Linked DNA regions of Homo sapiens: region 2 is linked to region 1. Evidence: chromatin contacts called from ENCODE Hi-C data. All regions are on one chromosome and are shown on one strand. Each heading gives the region's core, a stretch centred on a gene start or an enhancer-like site at or near the end of the contact. The rest is flanking DNA. Distances are from core to core; before and after follow the strand shown.

Region 1 (3,824 bases), core at 1,132-3,631:
AGTCCTATAAAGGTATAGTTTAAAAAAAATCTATTTACTTTGAGAATCTGGCACAATATGGAAACCATTTGTTTAAATTCTTCTATGGTAGAACAGTTCATTATTACTCTGAATTGGATATCTATCACTTGTCAAGGTTTGGCTATATCAAATACCTAATCTCATACAGCAAAAGGCAGAGGTATTCTTTGCAGAAGGGCAATAACATCTTTCTGTTAACAATATTATAAAAGACTGTATAATTGTTTGTCGTCATTTAAATTGTGTGGTTATACTTTAAAGAAAGCATAAGCTATGGAGGCTAAACTTTAATAGTAAAAACTGGGGGACAGTGAATAGTAGGGCAAAGTGTAATAATAAAAAAATCAGATCGTGCCTGTAATCCCAGCACTTTGGGACGCCGAGGCTGGCGGATCACTTGAGAGACCAGCCTGGCCAACGTGGTGAAACCCCGTCTCCACTAAAAGTACAAAAATTAGCTGGGCGTGGTGACGTGCACCTGTAGTCCCAGTTACTCGGGAGGTTGAAGCAGGAGAATCGCTTGAACCCGGGAGGCGGAGGTTGCAGCGAGCCGAGATGGCGCCACTGCACTCCAGCCTGGTGACAGAGCGAGACTCCATCTCAAAAACAAAACAAAACAAACAAACAAAATTATCAGAGATGCTATACAATGGAATGTATAGTTTTCACAGCCTCACCTCCGACAGGGTCTTGCCCTGTCGCCCAGGGTGCAGTGCGATATCGGCTCACTGTTGCCTCCTCTTCCCAGGCTTCAGCGATCCTCCCGCCTCAGCCTCCCAGGTAGCTGAAACCACAGATGAGCACCACCACGCCTGGCTAATTTATTTTATTTTTAGTGTAGGCCCAGGCTGGTCTGGAACTCCTGGGATCAAGTGATCCTCCTGCCTCCTCCTCCCAAGGGGCTGAGATTACAAACCTGAGCCACTCCGCCTGGCCTTCACAGCTTTTCAATCTGGTTCATATCCTTGTTTTGAAGTGTAATTTCTGCTTCTGCTTCACTTTCCTCACTGGAAAGGAGGGTTAATAACATTTATCTTGCAGGATAACATGAGACTTAGAGATAGCCCACAGGTCGGGGCATCTATTGCACAATATAGTTCAGCTCCTAAGAAAACCAACCTAGCACAACCAAAATGTGTGTATTTGTGTTTAGTTGTTTCATCCCCATATTGAATGTGCACAGGATTTTATTTCAACTACTATTTTTACTATACCATTTTTTTAAATGGAGACTTTGAAAAGATATGAAACACAATCCCTGTCCTCCTAAAAGTTTGTGAAATCCCAGCCAGAATGTCTTTGAAACCGTCATTCAAGTAGGGCAGTTCTGCCGAGGGCTAGAGAGCCTTCAGTTTACCCTTGGCAACACCCTCTAAAATCCCCTGTATACCTCTCCAGCTTCCATACACTTCCCAAGCTTTTAACCAGACACGAGACACCCTGAACACCAGCTGTTTAGCATTTAGATAAAACCAAAAAATGTTTCGAGAGGTTGACTCCAAAGATAGCAAAAGATGAAGAGATTGAAGATTTAATCGCGAACAAGCCACCCTATTCCTAATAATCATCACGCTTGGCTGGGCCCCGAAGGAAAAGCCTGGACCCTAGGGGCCTAGAAACAGAGAAAAGAAACAAATGCACAGCAGTTGGGCCACGTCCACCTAAGGAACAGTCACCGCACAAGCGGAGCGTTGCAGAGGAGCCCTGGATCACCCTCCCAGGATCGGAATGGGTGCGGCCCGGGGAGCCCGGTTCTAGGTGGACACCGAGGGCTGGGGAGCAACCGGTCCCGCGTGCCTGCCCGAGGGGCTACTGCCCCCGGGCGTATTTGCATCGCCACACCATCGGATGAAAGTAGCGTGTACGGCTCCAGAAAACACATGTCTCTCGGCTATTTTCAGGGGGGAATGCTGGGCACCCTCTGCTCTAAGTCCCTTGGGGTGGGAAGTTAGTGAACTTTCAGAATGGGGGAAGGCGCAGCCCAAGCGAGCCGGGGGCAGGGTGAGGGGGCGCCGCTGGATAGAGATGGGGGAAGGGCGGAGGTGGTTTCCTGAGTGTCTCCCTCCGGAGCCATCCCCGCGCTCAGCCAGCAGGACCGAGGAGGCGCGGAGACGGCGCTCACTTCTCCCCTCGCCTGCCGGCTTTCCAGTAAAGATGCGCCAGGGAGAGGTGTAGCCTGCTCGGGAAAGGCGGGTGCGGAGCGGGAGCGCGGCCGCCCGGGCCTGGGCGCGGCGGGAGGGGCGGCGGCGGCTCCTCACTGCACCAACCTGCAGGCGCGGGCTGGCTGGGCCAGCCGCGGCCCCTCCCACCGCACCCCACCCCCGCCGCCGCCGCCGCCCCGGGAGCCGGCCCGGGTCCCAGTAGGTGCCGCAAGGAGCCGGCGAGCGGAGCGCCCGCTCGGGACCGCAGCCGCCGGGCGACGTCGCCGCCGCACCGGGCACTTCTGTCTCCCCGGAGCAGGTTCCTTTCCCTCCCTGTCCCCTCTCGTCCCCCTTCTCCCCGTCCGTCCCCCTCCGCCCCCGCCCCCGCCCCCGCCCGCACCTCGCCCTCCCTCCTTCCGCCCCGCGCCTCCCGCGATCGCCCCCTCCCGCCCGGCCGCGCTCCCAGCTGGCGCTCAGCACCCCGCGCTCCCCGCGCCCGCTCGCTCCTCCAGCTCCTCCAGCTCAGTCTCCAGCTCCACCTCCGGCTCCCGCTGGGCCTCCCGCTCGCCCTCCGCGCCCGGCTCCCCGCGCGCCCGTCCCGAGTCCGCTGCTCGCCGGCGGCCGCCCGGTCATGTCAGGATGGAGATCCGGCAGCACGAGTGGCTCTCGGCCTCCCCCCATGAGGGCTTCGAGCAGATGAGGCTCAAAAGCCGCCCCAAGGAGCCCTCCCCAAGCCTGACCCGAGTGGGCGCGAACTTCTACAGCAGCGTCAAGCAGCAGGACTACAGCGCCAGCGTCTGGCTTCGGAGGAAAGACAAGCTGGAGCACGTAAGGGCGACTCGCTCCCGGGGGCCTCGGCCAGGCACCTGCCGCATGCACCCTCCCCGTGGTGGTGGCATGAGCGCGCGCGGGGCGCGGGGGGCAGGCGAGGGGATCCTGGCAGGCGCCGACGTCCTAGGTCGGATTCGGGGGCTTCTCTGCCTGCAGTTTCTTGCCTTAATGACCGGGCTGCGGGGAGGGGAGGGCAGGTTCCCTTTCAGGCTCTTGGTCCCTGCCGACCCGACCTGCCCACCTGCGTCTCCCGGTAGGGTTCATTTGCACGGGGTTCTGGAGGTGCCTGTGCAGAGTGAGCACGAAGGGGAAGTGCCACCAGCGTGGCTCCGAGCAACCTGGCGTTGCATGGTAGTGGGCTTTAGAGCGGCGTTTGCCCGCGTCTTTGGGGGCTGTTTTACTCAGTCCAAAAACTAGCAAATTAACGAATGAGTAAAGTTGGCGCCGCTAGCGACCAGCGTGGACCCGCGCACAAGCCATTAGAGTTTTTTGCAGAGTGTCCGCTGGGATGAGCAGTTGGTGATCCTCTCTACTTGAGCCCAACTAGGGAGAGATTTGCGCGTTGCAAGGAGAAAGGCTAAAAGCGAGCGGATCGTCGGGCTCCCCAGAAATCCTCCCCTCTGGAGGGTGGGAGCCGGTGAGAGGGGACCTCTACTCCCAAGGAGTGCCGACTTCACGCGAAGTGAATTGGCTCTGGAGTTGAGCTCCTAAGGCTTGCTATTTTGAAAGAAAAAAAAAAAACCTTCTAAAAAGGCGTTTAGTGGATCCACAGTTTCAAATTTGATCCATCAGCATCTTCTTAAACCAAATGTTAAAATTAAACTAAGAGAA
Region 2 (3,782 bases), core at 1,113-3,612, 790 kb before region 1:
TTATAGCAATGCAAAACAGATTAACACAGAGCGGTAGCTTAATTTCAAAGAGGAATAGGACCTGAGAGTAAGTGCCAAAACAAAGCCCTGGAAATGGCAGTCAGGAGTGAAGTAACTGCGGTTTCCTCCATCACACCCACCTGAGACGACTTGACTGACACAAGGGCCTTCACTGAAGGTTTTGAAACATGGCATTGAGGGACAGCTAGAGCTCACAACAAATGAAGAAACAGGAGAGTCTGAGGAAACAGTATGTTGGGGAGTTTGGTCATAACTGAACCTAAGTTTCAAAAGGCATGAGGGTCAAACGGGAAGAGTTATGGATGAACTGGATAAAGACAAATGGACATAGCAATGGCTGACAAGAGGCTTAATGCAGAATTGAATAGCCCTAATTTTTTTTTAACTTTTATTTTAGGTTCGGGGGTACATGTGAAGGTTTGTTACATAGGCAAACTCATGTCACGGGGTTTTGTTATACAGATTATTTTATCACCCAGGTATTAAGCCCAGTACCCAATAGTGATCTCTTCTGCTCCTCTCCCTGCTCCCACCCTATATCCTCAAGGAGATGCCACTGTCTGTGGTTTCCTACTTTGTGCTCATAAGTTCTTATCATTTAGCTCCCACTTATACGTAAGAATATGCAGTATTTGGCTTTCTGTTCCTGCGTTAGTTTGCTAAGGATAACTGTCTCCGGCTCCATGCATGTTCCTGCAAAAGATCGGATCTCATTCTTTTTATGGCTGCATACTATTCCATGGTGTCCATGTTCCACATTTTCTTTATACAATCTGTCAGTGATGAACATTTAGATTGATTCCGTCAATTTCGGTTGATTCCATCAATTCCATCGTTTACGTTTGCTATTGTGAAGGGTGCTGCAATGACAATTCACATGCATGTGTCTTTGCAGCAGAATGATTTATATTCCTCTGGGCATATACTCAGTAATGTAGCCCTAATATTTTAATAAAACACTGAGATTCATATATGGTTTAGACCAGTGCTATCCAACAAAACTTTTCATGATAATGAAAATGCTCTATATCTGCACTGTCCAATATTTGCTACACGTGGCCATTAAGAACTTGAATTGTATGCTAGTGTGTCTAGGGAAAATACATGCAACTTTAACGGATTACGGTGTGGCCCCCAAATACAGTAATGAATCAACAGTAACCTCCTATTCTTCAAAGTGCCTATAACACCGTCCGATCACTAAGTATAAACTGTTATTCTCATTAAGTATGTTTGAGTTACCTTACAGTAAGTCCAGACTCAAAGATGCTACTAAGACCGGGCGCAGTGGCTCACGCCTGTAATCTCAGCACTTTGGGAGGACGAGATGGGCAGATCACCTGAGGTCATGAGTTCCAGACCAGCCTGGCTAACATGGTGAAACACCATCTCTGCTAAAAATACAAAAATTAGCTGGGCATGATGGCCCGTGTCTGTAATCCCAGCTACTTGGGAGGCTGAGGCAGGAGAATCACTTGAACCCAGGAGGAAGAGGTTGCTGTGAGCCGAAATCGTGCCATTGCACTCCAGCCTGGGCGACAGGGCAAGACTCTGTCTCAAAAAAAAAAAAAAAAAAATGCTACTAAATATGTATATATTATTGTCTTTGGTATATTTGGATTTTCTCAAAACTTCCCAATTATTGAGGAAAAACATTTGTCTTTAGTCATATACGAACACATACAAACTAATGCCTGGGTGTTAAGATTTTTGCAGCATTGCAAATTATCAGCAAATAAAAAGATTAAGCATATAGGTCTCTCAAAGTATTATACTGTACTACATTCTCTGAACAGTGATACAACAACAGTATTTGCAGAGCAGTAAGAATTCTCCAAATAGCAAATTTGTTTAATTCAGAAAAGTCAACATTAACAGATTGATAATTCACTTTGTGTGTTTGAAAAACAAAGTTTAGTTATAGAAGAATAACCAAATAAATACTCAGAAGAAAAAAGAAAAAAAAAAGAAAGACACTTTTATTTGCATCTTATTAGACTTGCCTTGGTTTTTTCAAAATTGGCTTCCTCAGATATTTGCAAAACTTGTTTCACCTGTTCATAAGCACTTGCTTCTCTTTGCTGCGTATCTGCCAAGCTGCTCCTTACGGAAACTAGTGCAGACATCAAGTCATCTCTTTCTCTGTCAGCACAAAAAGAACATTCAAAACAAGAAATGATCAAACGATCCTGTCCTCATAAGTCAGGGAGAGAAAAGCATTAATATGTATTAGAAGAGCCAGGGTAGGCCGGCTGAGCACATATGAAATAAAGCACACCCCAGAGAAAGACCCTCTGTCCTCACTTGGCGAGCGGCGGGCGGAGCAGCCAGAAAGGCTAAGAGCCTTCGTGGCAGGACGGCATCTGTGCGGGACAATCATCTATTGTGGAGAGGGCTGCAGGGGAAAGCCCAGAGAAGAGCAAATTAGTTTTTTAAAAGTGGGGGGAGGTGCTGAAAAGGAAAAATGCAGCAAAGTAGGGAAGGTACGAATTGTAAATCAAGGTAGCAGTCAACATTTTAAGGAAGGACTGAGGCTTTGTCCATGCAGCAGATTCTCCTCTCATTTACTTGAACAAATATATGTCCTTTCCTTTTTATCTTTCTCCACAATCCTCTTTTTTGCACTTCTCTTTCAATTACATTCTTTCAGTTACTTATGAACACTTGTTGTTGCTCAATGATTAGTACTGTTGAACTCCTCCAATCTCCTGGCTATGCATATAACATTCACAATTTAACACAATCTTATCCCACTGGGTTTGATCATTGCCAAGACCCACCCTTCTTCAGCAATTCTCAGAAGTACTCTATCCTAAGCTGTTTATTGGGAGTAGAAGTGAACCAAATGCCAAAATGCTCTGGCATGTAAAATAGCAAGGATACAATCTCATTGATTAAATAAGTCCCATATAAAATATTCTAGGATATTTGCAATTTATCAACTGAATAAAAATATCCAGTAGACAAAGAGAAAGTGAGGCAGGAAACTTTCAAGACATAAAAAGCAAAAAATGTATGCTGGACTGTTACATATGGTGTTCCCTGTTTTGTTAAAGAGTTGAAGACTAAACCACGGTTTCAAATTCATTTGAAATAAATGCTTGCAGTTTCCTTTTCATTGCCAAGGTCTAAACTATGAGAAAAGGGCCAACTATGATTTTTTTTTAATTAGCAAGTTTTAAAGAGTCATAGTGTAGAGGATTATAAACTCTGCTTGAATTACTTTCAGAATTAACCAATGATTCAATTTAAAACATCTCTTAAAGGTAAAATAAACTATTTGTGGTATTTGGAAAGCAGCCACATTTGAAGAAACATGTAATACTGAACAAAGTTACAATTATTAGCAGTTTCATAAAAGCCCTTTTTGTTTAAAAAAGAATAAGTTGCTGCAAATATAAAATTCATGGAAGCAGAGTGATCTTCACTTTAGAATTTCCTGATTTGTTTTAAATTGATAAAAATAATTTTTCTTCCAAGGAAATGAAAAAAGAAGTAAATTGTTTTAATCGAATATAATCAAACACAATTACTATGTAAAAAAGTGGAAGAATCAAGGCAAGATTAAATTATCCTAGTTAAGTAAAAAAATAAACACCAGCAAAATTGAATATGTGTCTATTTGCATTTCCATAAAAGTTCTATAACGTAAAAGGGGTCTAGCTTTATCAAGGATATGCAATCCAGTTAGGATCTATGATTCTAAAAGAAAAGAAAAATTCACTCTTTAAGGACAGCAAGTCAATATAGGCATCTTACAG

Evidence for each region. A loop is a pair of places that touch in the nucleus more often than their neighbours do. Pooled maps may share reads with other maps.
Region 2: a map with no recorded cell type shows a loop between it and region 1 (4-fold over the local background). The contact joins the enhancer-like site here to the promoter of PLD5 in region 1. A Hi-C loop is called at or near these places in 1 of 168 maps with a recorded cell type or tissue (MCF 10A), 1 of 37 single-sample maps with no recorded cell type and 7 of 50 pooled maps.

The regions. Positions count from the first base shown.
Region 1 is chr1:242,523,254-242,527,077 of GRCh38, reverse strand. It overlaps PLD5 (phospholipase D family member 5), which reads left to right and starts at 2,381. Exons shown (of 10, transcript NM_001372062.1): 1 at 2,381-2,990. The coding sequence starts at 2,802.
Region 2 is chr1:243,315,136-243,318,917 of GRCh38, reverse strand. SDCCAG8 (SHH signaling and ciliogenesis regulator SDCCAG8) reads right to left here. Exons shown (of 18, transcript NM_006642.5): 9 at 2,025-2,163. Among named protein-coding and RNA genes, the nearest start is that of MIR4677, 29 kb to the left of the region's middle. RefSeq lists a silencer at 2,257-2,551. Within about 2 kb of position 2,362, at least 2 of the 41 ENCODE cell types and tissues checked have a DNase peak (open chromatin) inside an H3K27ac peak, as active enhancers do.